Linked DNA regions of Homo sapiens: region 2 is linked to region 1. Evidence: chromatin loops called from intact Hi-C (ENCODE). Cell type or tissue: IMR-90. All regions are shown on one strand. Links, peaks and the distances in the headings refer to the core of each region. The heading gives the core; the rest is flanking DNA.

The links. Hi-C counts contacts between places; a loop is a spot of excess contacts. Peaks named below come from ENCODE experiments on the same cell type or tissue, not always from the same donor. Only the 100,000 strongest peaks of a DNase experiment are listed, where the experiment ranks them.
Region 2: a loop joins it to region 1, with 3 times the contacts of the local background. A loop is called at or near these places in 5 of 110 quality-filtered maps.

What each region holds. Positions count from the first base shown.
Region 1 is chr20:8,451,429-8,457,508 of GRCh38, reverse strand. The region is part of intron 3 of PLCB1 (phospholipase C beta 1); the gene reads right to left. It overlaps LOC124900459 (a long non-coding RNA gene), which reads right to left. Exons shown (of 2, transcript XR_007067518.1): 2 at 1-6,080. Among named protein-coding and RNA genes, the nearest start is that of PLCB1-IT1, 210 kb to the right of the region's middle. In IMR-90, for the core only: a CTCF peak has its summit at 3,022; a DNase peak (open chromatin) is centred at 2,918.
Region 2 is chr20:8,044,987-8,051,066 of GRCh38, reverse strand. No RefSeq gene overlaps it. Among named protein-coding and RNA genes, the nearest start is that of TMX4-AS1, 28 kb to the right of the region's middle. In IMR-90, for the core only: no CTCF peak of the experiment used is centred there; no DNase peak of the experiment used is centred there.

The DNA.
Region 1 (6,080 bases), core at 373-5,372:
GCTGGATGGAAGGTGGGCAATTTAGGAAATCGTTGCTGCAGGCCTAAACATTGGCAGTGGGGAGAGAAGTGAGGACAAAATAAGGAGATGAGAAAGATGTTAAGGACACACAACTGGCATTACGCTGGGTGAAGACAAGCAATGAACTGAGAGTCACTCTGGGTTTGTGGGTGGCATTGTTCATGGAATAACAATAATGAATGATGACTGGTAAGTGGTGGAGGTGGGACAGGAGGCCAAGATGACCCCTGCAAAGCTCATGTTACTCCCATTTGTATGCACCATGTCCCAGGTAGAGAGGGGACAGTGCTTCACACTTGAACTTGCTTCCAGCTGAGTCTCTTACACTTACAAAAAATAGGTGGCCTCATTAGGTAGCCCTTTTGCAGGTGGCATATAAAAATATGTTATCATATAAAAGTGCAGTTGGTTAAAAAATATAACTACCTCTAGAGAAGTCCATGTAAGATGATTTTGGTTAAAATGTGACTGACATGAAGAAATTTGCAGTAGACTCTTTATGTCCCAATCCAAAATTCATATGTTGAAATCCTAACCCCCAAGGTGATGATGTTCAGACATGGAGCCTTGGGGAAGTCATGAGGTCCTGAGGGTGATGCCCTCCCTCCTGAATGGCATTAGTGCCCTTATAAAAGAGGTCCCAGGGAGCTCTCTGGCCACTTCTCCCATGTGAGTTACAGTGAGAAGAAGGCTATCTGTGAGGTAGTGGGCTCTCACCAGACACCAAATCTGCCAGCACCTTGATCTTGGACTTCTCAGCCTCTAGAACTATGAGAAATTAATTTCTGATGTTAAAAATCTACCCAGTTTATGGTGTTTTGTTAAATCAGCCCAGGCTAAAGTGAAGGTAAAATGATTTTTGTTTCCTTTTTTATATGTGCTAAATCTATATTCTGTACATCTTAATTTTATATTGAAATTTATTTATTTTTCTCATAAAACTTGTGTTTATTAAAAGCAGGAAATACACCCTTTAAAAGACCAACCTATTTCTTTACTGCTACTCTGCAATGTGTAAAGACAAAAAAGAAAAAAAATTCCCAAAAACCAGTGCTACTAAACAAACTAACAATTATTTCACTTCTCAATGAAAAATAAAATACTCACCCCAAACTTTTCACTCGCAATTCACAGCAAAGATCGGAATTTACTTAACACTGCTGGGTACAAGCACATTCACCATTTTTTGCTCATGCCTATATCATCTCTCCTGTAACAAGCTTTTGGAGGGCAGGTCATTCTTCAAGACACTATGTAAGGACAAATACTAAAGAATTTTTCTTAGTCGTTGTATGCTAAAATAGTAGTGTGGTGAGACCTACAGCAAAATCTTATTATTTAAAAAATAATCACTGTGATAGCATGCTAAGTTATATGAGATCATTCATAATATGTTCCCCTTGGCTAATTTGAAACCAAATCTTTGATTTTCTCTGTATCAAGCATCCAAGCAAGATCAGTCATTGATTAAACCAGAACACGTATTCCTATAATTTACTGCATGGTTTTGATTATGATGCGAAAGCTTTGATTTTGCTGTACACATCATTTTGATTACTGCCCCTGCCTGATTACCGTCCTTGAACACAGATGGGAATTAATACTCAGCACAAAGATAGGAGCCTATGGAGGATATAGGAAATCTGCGTAAGCATCCATTTGTGTGACGCTGGGGAGTGAGTGGCTACAAAAGGATAAAGTTGGTCATGGCCACATCCTCCTCACATTCTCCCAACCATGTGCTCACACAGCCACAGAACTAAAAAAGACTACTCTCAGATAATCCCAACCAAAGTCTACTAAGAGGTGGGTGCAGCACACTTAGAAGAGGAAGAATACTTAACATGGTGAAACCCTGTCTCTACTAAAAATACAAAAAATTAGCCGGGCGTGGTGGCGGGTGCCGGTAGTCCCAGCTACTCGGGAGGCTGAGGCAGGAGAATGGCGTGAACCCAGGAGGCGGAGCTTGCAGTGAGCCGAGATTGCAAGACTGCACTCTAGCCTGGGTGACAGAGCGAGACTCCGTCTCCAAAAAAAAAAAAAAAAAAAAAAAAAGAGGAAGAATACTTGTAATAATAATTGTTATATATATCTCATTTAATGGTATAGCAATTACCTTCCAGATACTTCCAATTGACCAGTATTTTTTTTTTTTTTTTGTGATGGAGTTTCTCCCCTGTTGCCCAGGCTGGAGTGCAATGGCACAATCTCGGCTCATCGCAACCTCCACCTCCCAGGTTCAAGCCATTCTCATCCCTCAGCCTCCCAAGTAGCTGGGATTACAGGTGTGTGCCACCACGCCCAGCTAATTTTGTATTTTTAGTAGAGACGGTGTTCCTCCATGTTGGTCAGGCTTGTCTTGAACTCCTGACCTTGATCTGCCCACCTCGGCTTCCCAAAGTGCTAGGATTACAGATGTGAGCCACCATGCCCGGCCAACTAGTACTCATTTTAACAAAGTTCTTGATTCCTCTTCCCCAGGTTTCACCCATTCATTCATTCATTCATCCATCCTTATATTCAAGAAATATGGATCACCTGTTGTATACCAGACCACGTTCAAGACATGTGAACTAAAAAGCAGTGAACAAAACAGATAAAAATGCATGAAATATACATTTTAGAAGAAAATAAAATTGGTAAGTAAAATATATAATATGTTAGATGGGGATAAATACTATAGAGAAAAGAAAGGCATGACAGGGAAACAGAGAAACAATGCAATTTTTAAAAGGCTGCCCAGGGAAGGTCTGAATCAGAAGGTGACATTTAGGAAAGACATGCAAGACGGGAGAGAGTGAGCCACACTGGTGTCTGCAGAATAGCATTACAGACGTAAGAGTGGCAGTCTCCACAAAAACACCATCACTCACTCGGATGCTCAGCCCAATAACCAGTGAGTCATCCTGACTCGTTTCTTTCCATTCGTCATCCAATCCATTACCAAATTCAGTCAGCTTCATCTCCAAAATGTATCCCAACCACTTCTCACCAACTCCACTAGGGGCTCCTGTTGTCTACCTAACTGCTCTCAAGACCATGGTCTCTGGCCCAGAGTCAATTCCCCACATAGCAGCCAGTTTGATCTTTTAAAAACACATGTCATTTTACTCCTTGAAGCACATGCTTCAAAGACAGCCATCTCCCTTGGCATCAAGTCCTGACTCCTCATCATGGCAAAGGTGTCCTGGATCCTGGCTACTTCTCCAAGGCATTTCCCAGCACTGCCTCCCATCACTGACTCTGCTGCAGTCACATGCCTGGGACATTTCAGCCTCAGAGCCTGTATTATTAGTGAGCTCGGGCTGCCATAACAAAACACCACAGACTGGATGGCTTAAACAACAGGAATTTATTTCCTCACAATTCTGGAGGTGAGAAGACCAAGACCAAGGTGCCTTCAGGGGTGGTTACTGGTGAGGCCTCCCTTCCTGACGTGTAGACGGCCACCTTCCCCTGTCTCCTCACATGGCCTTTCCTCTGTGTGTGCACAGAGTGAGTGAGCTCTGATGTCTTCCTCTTCTTAAAAGGACATCAGTCCATGGGATCAGAGCCCACCCTTATGACCTCATTTAACCTTAATTACTTCTTTAGAGGCCTTATTTTCAAATACAGTTACACTGTGGGTGAGGGCTTCAGCACATGCCTTTTAGAGGGATACAACTTAGTCCATAACAGAGGTTTTGTATATGCTCTTCCATCTGCCTGAAATACTCTTCTTCCAGATTTCTACATGGTTTATCCCTTTATTTCATGCAGGTAAGATGCTTTCCTTGAACACCCTCTGCAATATCACTACTCTCACTCTGTTCCTCTCTCTCTCTCCCCTTACCCTTTGCTATTCTTCCAGCCACCAAACTCTTTCTGATATTATATTATGTAGTTAATTGTTTATTTACAGTCTGAATTCAAGGAGGCAAGGACTTGTTTCTCTTTTACATCCCCAGGCCCTAGAATAGTAGCCCACATATAGCAAGTGTTCAGTCCACATTCATTGAATGAAAATTCTCACAATAATTCTACCAAGTAGGTACTATTAGCCCCATCATAGGAAACTGAGAATATCGAGGACCATAGAAGTTAAATAACTTGACTTGGCTTACTCAGTCAGACTCAGGATTTAAATCCAAGTCTATTTACCTCCAAAGTGAATACATGGTCCATCTGTTATCATCTCTATCCTTCACAACAGTTCTGTGAGGTGGCTGCAGGAGATACTGTTATTGCTCACCTTCCACTGGAACCCATGGGACACTTTGGTGATATGAGGAGGAGAACTCTGAGACTCATGGCCGGGGGCCTCTTGCCTAAGTAGTGCAGTGAAAGAGTAGTTTTTGGAATGAGCATGTTAGGAAGGATGCGATGCCAGAAACAAAGTTACAATTCCAAAGTTGAGTTATCACATTCACAAAGAAGTAGATAAGGAGAAGAAACCATGATGCAAAGTCAGGCAGGGTTCAAAGAGAACTGATTTGTACCTACGTTTAAAATAAATAGAGGAGAAATTCTCATAGCTGGAATTCTGGCATCCATGTCAGCTGGTGTACTCAGGGACATTCAACCAGGCAAGCAAACATGGTGTTGTTGATGATGAATCATTATAATGCCAACGTACTTTCCATCTTGCACACTCTACTCACAATCCCTCCCAAAGTCCTACAGTTGTTTACTCACAGTGTTCCTACCAGAATATCTTTCCTCCAATGTATTCATCTGGTTAAATCCTATTCATCCTTCAAAATCCCAAATCAAATATCATTTCTTCTCTTTGGCTTTTTCTGTACTCATCTCTTTGGACAGAATCAAATGCTTCTTTTGCAGGGATCACTGAGCGCTATTAATAGAACCTTTCTGTACAACCTGGCTCTATTCTAGCACACAAATCATTATTTGTTTTAGCTCACTCTCTCTTCAGTGATGTTCTTCAAAAACAGCACCTACATGTTATTCATCTTTCATCTCCAGCACAAAAGCATATGCCTAGCACTTTGGAGAAAAACAATAAATGTTTGAAAATTGAACTACAATTTTCATAGGAAGACCTTGATGACAATTAACTAATGGCAGAGCTAAGTTTTCTCCTCAAAATCTCAGTGCTTTTCCAGTAGACCATGTTGCATCTACTTGAATCATTTCACCATATATTCTCACATGGCTAAAAAATTCCTGGGAGTGTCCTGATCACCTTTCTTTTGAACTTTTGGTTTTAGCAAAAAGGTAAGAGGCTGAATAAAAATTAAAATTGAAAAAAAGTTAAAAGGAATAATCTCTTCCTATGAGAAAATGCTTATTTCTTAGCAGAGGCATTGGAACAGAGAATTAAAAATGAAAATGGAATGATGCCTTGCAAATTGAAGCTCATCTGAGATACAGTTGTTTCATAAATATTAGAAATTTTTAAAAACATTCAGAATCAACATTGTTTCAAATTTTCCTCACAAATCTCTCAGCTATTTTCATTTTAAAAATAGGAAAGAATTCCCTAACTGGGTTACAGACAACTGTGCAATGAATGTCAAAACTAAAATAATTTCCTCAAAGATCTATACTACAGGTTTTTTTTAGATGAGTGAAATAAAGAAGGAAAGCAAGAAATAAGGAGGAAAAAAGGAAGAGAGGGAAGAAAGAAGAAGAGGGAGATGGAAGAAAGAAGAAGAGGGAGATGGAAGAAAGAAGGGAGGAAGGAATGAACAAAGGAAGAAAAGAATGAAGGAAAATAGAGGCAAATGAAAAGAGAAAGAGAGTCCTAGGAGGGGAGGAAAAAGGAGGAAACGAAGGGATGAAGGAAGGAAACAGCTCATAAGAGGTTTAAAATACTTACCTGAAGAAGGCAATCTGGGCCGGGTGCAGTGGCTCACACCCGTAATCCCAGCACTTTGGGAGGCCGAGGTGGGTGGGTCACTTGAGGTCAAGAGTTTGAGACCAGCCTGTCCAACATGGTGAAACCCCATACCTACTAAAAATACAAAAAAATTAGCTGGGTGTGGTGACGCCCACCTGTGGTCCCAGCTACTCAGTAGGCGGAGGCATGAGAATCGCTTGAACCCAGGAGGCAGAGG
Region 2 (6,080 bases), core at 514-5,513, 410 kb after region 1:
CATTTGAACCTAAAACAAACAAATGAAAATCTTTATGCACAGCAGGTTGAGAAGATGGACAGGGATTCGTAAGGGATTTCTTAACAGAGGCTCTGCCTGGTGCGAGTCCTCCTGCCTGAGCCCAGGTCCCACAGAACCAGCAAAGCGCCTTCCTTCCCTTCACACCAAGGAGCAACGTTCTCCATGCGGTTGCAGGTGGGAAAAAGCAGACTACTGTCTGCCTCTTCTTCAAGAGGTCTAGACGGTGACAAACTAGTTAGAGAGACTGTAAAGGGCTACATTTGGGAAGGAAAGATTTTTCCACTCACAGTGGGTCCAAGAATGTGAGTGTCTTTCTCAACTGTGCTTAAATGATCTGGAAGGATGTGGGAGCTCTAACAGCAAGAGTCTGAGGTATAGTCCACCAGTGAATCGGAGGCATGAACCAGGAAGGTGCGAATGCTGTGGTTGGGGTTGAGAGAGGCCATTGGGGTATCCAAAAACCCCACCAAATATCTTATGTAAGAGAGTTCCCTTTAAACATCAGCCAGCCCCAGAACACAAGAAGTCAGCGGTGACAAAATCCATCCCCAGCAAACTGGAAGTTTTCCAGCTCCATATCTTCACCTCTCCTTCCTCCTGCCCACACTTTTCTGCCAGGCAGGGTCTAAAGCCACAGCTAGCTAGAGGGTATGAGGGAAGACGAAATAAAAGAACAAACAGAAGCCAACCACATCCCCCTCTCTAATGGCCGGGGACCCCACCAAATGCAGCACAGAGCTGGCGAGAAGGAGGAGAAATCTTATCTCAGAAGGAAGTTCGAAGTGTTGATTAATATCCTGAACTAAAATGAGAGTGTGTTTTCGACTCTGACACATGAACATAGGACAGAAAAGTCGTGGGGCCCTCTGAAGCTTCTACTCAATAATTTTGAGAGGCTGGGTGCGATGGCTCTTGCCTGTGATCCCAGCACTTTGGGAGGCCAAAGTGGGCAGGTCAAATGAGGTCAGGAATTTGAGACCAGCCTGGGCAACATGGTGAAACCACTTATCTACTAAAAATACAAAAATTAGCTGGGTATGGTGGTGAGTGCCTGTAATTCCTGGTACTCGGGAGGCTGAGGCACGAGAATCTCTTGAACCCAGGAGGTGGAGGTTGCAGTGAGCTGAGATCACACCACTGCACTCCAGCCCGGGCAATAAGTAAGACTCCGTCTCAAAAAAAGAATAAAAAAATTTTGAGGTTGTCTTTTGGAAATCAAAAGGAAAGCTACTTTTTGTTGCATTCTGTGCATCACACATTGATTAAAACACATTGCAAATATTTTTTTCCCAGTGTGCCATTTGGCTTTCTTTATGTTAAAATATGTTTATAGACTTTCTCAATCTTTTAGTTGTCAAATTCATTTATCATTTGAAATGCCTTCTTACCCTATATTATGATACATTCTACTTTTTAAAAAACTCACACCCCATATCTTAGTTTCCTACCATTGTTTTTTAGATACATCTGGAATTCATTTTGTGAATGTTGTAGTGTCAACCCTCTCAGCGGGGGAGAGCTGCCTCGCCCAAGTTCATGCTCCCTTCTGGGGACCAGCCCACATCCAATGACTGATCCTTGTGGGACTATAAATGCTGGCCCTCTGACCCCAGCACTGTACAGCTCTAAAGGGACACCCCAGCTTCACAGCTCCCTTTAGGGTTGGCCCAGGCCTCAACTGAGCCTAAACTGCAGCTCGACATTTCCTGGGGCCCACTGCTGATTCCTTTACATTCCCCAGGTGTCGATCTAAAGAGCAACTCCCCAAAAAACTTCCTGCCAACACATCCCTGTCTCATAAACTGCTTCCCGAAGAACCTGATCTGTAACAAATTTGAAGCAGTTAATCGAATTTATTTTTCTTCCAAATGCAGAATTCACAATCTTAATATACTTTACTGAAGAATTCATCCTTTGGTTTCTGATTTAAAATGCCATCTTTATCACCTATTGAATTTCCCACTGAAAAGAGGTCGGCTTTTGGCCTATTTAGTCTATCTGACTCTTCCATATTTTCTAAAATTATTGCCACACTGTTTTAATGACTGCAGATTTAGAATAAGTTCTGATAGCAGACCAGGAAAGTAATGCCTTATTATTTTTGTTTTGTATAAAAAGTACATTAGCTATTTTTATCTTTATTTTTTCTCCTCCAGATGAGATTTAAATATAGTTTCTCAAGATTTTATAACAATTTCCAAAGTGAATTTTATTTGTAATTGCATTGAATTTATAGCATAATGTGTGGAGAATTGAAATATTTATAATATGGAATTTTCTTATCTAAGATTTTTGCATGGTTCTCTATATACTCATTACCTTTTCTTCCCTTTTGTAGAGTTTCATAATTTTCTTCTTATGTCTTATACTTATTTCTTGATAGATTTATTTCTAGATATTTTGTAACATTTATTACTGGTATCGAATGCTATCTGAGATTTGTAGGTTAGTCTTACATCTGACCATCTTGATAAATTCTCTTACTAGTTCTAACAATATTTTGGTTGATATGGTTAGATTTTCTGGGCAGGTGATATCATCAGTAAATAATGTCAGTCTTTTCATTTCACTTCTAATCAATTTACCTAATTTCTTTCTTGTCATATTATTTTGGTTATGATCACCAACGCAGTGACCATGATAGCAACTATCCTTGCCTTAAGACTTTAATGGGAATTCCTCTGATCTATCACCAATAAGTGTGATTTTTTTTTCCTGAATGCTCCTGGTAGATATCAAATATTTACTTAAGGCTAGACTTAAGGGTGAGTCATCCACAGGAGGCAGAAAAATAATAATAAAGTGAGGTGAACCCAGAAGTCACAGGAAGGAAGACATGGGTCCGATCACCCTCCACAGGTAGCTTCCAGCAAAAATAACCACTCCAGGAAACAGATGACAACTTTAACTAACAATCTAAAGTTGGTAAGTCAATAAATAAAGAGACATACAAAGATTTAATTACAAAATAAAGTTCTTTTGAAAACAAAAACAGATCATTTTCAAATTTTATAATTCAGGAGAAATATTGAAAACAAGAGCAGGCCGGGTGCAGTGGCTCACACCTAGCACTTTGGGAGGCCGAGGCGGGAAGATCACGAGGTCAGGAGATGGAGACCATGTGGGCCAACATGGTGAAACCCTGTCTCTACTAAAAATACAAAAATTAGCTGGGCGTGGTGGCACACGCCTGTAGTGCCAGCTATGCGGGAGGCTGAGGCAGAAGAATTGCTTGAACCTGTGAGCCAAGATTGCCTCACCGCACTCCAGCCTGGGCGACACAGCCAGACTCCAGCAGACCAGATATAACAGGCAAGAAGACCCTGTGTTTTTAAATTTCTCTAAACACAAACACATTACAAGGATTTGGCCATCAAGAGGTGAACCAAAAGCAATTTGGAGTGAAACTCCAGAAACTCTAATATGCTGTAAGTAGGAACAGATGAGGGGGAGGCAGTAATTAAATAATAGAAAAAAACCACCCTAAGTGGAGGCAAGATAGTTTCTTCGTGGTTAAAGGATGAAATGAGCTCCTGACAGAGCTGAATAAATGAAATCTGGAATTCCCTGGTAAACTTCCTGAACTTGAAGAATAAATTTGTACAAAATTTAAGAAAGGAGGAAAACATTTCTTTAAGAAAAAGGGAAATTTTAATACTGACACTGTAGTTCCAAGACAAAAATAAAAAGAACACAAGTTTTACAATATTAATAGCACATGAGAGAGAGTTTAAGATTGAAAGCCTTAACAGGATAAAGAAATATCACATAAGATGAAAGGCACAATTGTCTGGTGCCTCCAGTCCTATTGATGGACAGGTGTGTTGCCCCTTCAGTAGACCAAAAAGTGATGGAAGCAGATCTCAGTCAATTAGAATTTTATTTTGCCAAGGTTGAGGGCAGGCCTGGGAAAAAGAAATTCAAGTCACAGTAGAACCTGTGACTTGTGTTTTTCCCCAAAAAATCTTGGGGAGCTTGTGCTTTTTCCAGGAAAAAAAGCTTGAGGGCTTGGGGATTTCAATATTTAAAGGGGAAAGAGCAAGCAGGAGAGAGAGAAAAAGAAAAAAGAAAAAAAAAATAGAAGGGTGGATAGGCAAGGAAGCAAGTGGTTACATTCTTGTGAAGTTCTGATTAGCACTCAGTGAATCTACATTTTACATGGGAAAAGAAGGGAATAGAAGAAAAAGTCAGTTATGCACTCATCGTGTGCTCAGTAAATCTACCTTTTACATAAAGTAAGCCTGTGAAATTATAGCCATCACTTTGTGAATGAAAGGAAGGAGGTTTTTGCATGACTCAGTTCCCAAGCTTAACTTTCTCTTCAGCATAGTGAGTTTGGAGTCCTGAGATTCTATTTTCCTTTTACTCTCTTTGGGGCTGTTATGAACATCCCTGTATATGTCTCCTGGGGCATATGGGCAAGGGTGTCTCTAGGGTGTATACCTAGGTCTGGGATTGCTGGGTTGCAGGCTGTCCTCATGGTCAGCATTAAAAGGTAATGCCAAAAAGCTTTACAAAGTGATATGAAAAAATTCATTATATTCCATTTTTATATAAAATTATGTAAATTAATCTGCATACATAATAGGATAGTGAGATTTCAGGCAACTTCTACTTTCTTTTGTATAATTTTATGTATCTTCTAAATTGTTTTAGAAAGCAAGCATTATGTAGTCTGAAAAAAGTTCAGTAAAGGTAGGTTCATTAAAAGAAAAAATGTGACTCTTCAAAAATCAGTAGTTACAGTAATTTATATGCTAAATAAGAAAAGCAAGCTCAACATCTCATTAAACAAAATAAAACTGAGCCATCTACTGTAGTCCATTATCTGAGAAATGTTACAGATAAACAGAAGCTACCAAAATAGATAAGAAATCATAATCCTTTAATCTGCATCCCAGCTAATTTAATTTTCCTGACAAAACTTCTTCCCAATTAAACTGTGGCTAATTTTTGAAAAAGTCATGCTGGTGAATGAGAAAGAAATGTCCAAATGGTTTAGTTTGACCCCGAGAAGCAAGAAGTTTTATAAAATATAATCTGTTCTTGCTAACTATGAACAATGTAATAGTCAGGATTCATTAAACATATCCAATTTCCTTTCACGATTATATAGGATACTAATGTTTTCAGTTTCAGGATCAAAGTGTCTTCTCTTTTTAAGAGTTCTTGAACTGTATTTTTCCAGTCAGTTTAAGTAATAATGTTTGTAAAAATATGTTTTTGTTGTAGAATCAAGGTAAATATTTAGCCAAAATTGGTGACGTGTTTGTTAAGTCTCCCTTTGTGTTTTTTCTGTCCTATCATTAAGAAGCTCTTTTATTTGCAGAATAAATATAAATGTTTACTACGTATTGGTTTAATTCTTATTGTCTTAGATCAGAAATTCACCAAGATTTCAATAGAGAGGATTAGAAGAGCACTTCAGATGAAGAGAGGGGTTTATCAGTTAGGAGACACAAATTGCACCGGTTCTGTTGACGGTGAGGAATTCAATGTAAAGAAGTGTAACGCAGCAGTGAATAAATAAAGGGCAAAAGAAGGTATCACTGAATTGGAGCTGCAGGAAACAAGGACCATCCCATGGGCTAGGAGAACATAGGCAAGGTATCGGACTGATTAAAATGAGAACTGTAGAGAAGGGACCCTGTGAGCTGAAACTCAGACCTCTATAGAGGGATGTTAATTCATCTTGGAGAAGGATCCCCGTGGGGCTGGGACCCCGACCTCTGAGGAGGACAGTTAGTAGCGGATGTTGGTGTCTCTGAGCTCAGAGGAGGATCCTCACGGCGTGAGAAGTTGGCTACATATTAAAGTAAATTCTAAAACGTAATACTAGGTCAGAAATAGACTGCTCGCTGGAAATGAGAAGACAATAATAGGAAATATATAGCTATTAACTAAATATATTCTACACATCCTCACATAATTAAATGGGCCTCTTTTGTTACATGGTGATTAAGTGATTTTGAGTGGCTTCTCCATGTTACACAGGAAGTCACATGCTCCAAGCAGATATGGAATTTACTCTGTGTCTTATTTAGTAAGCACATGATCCA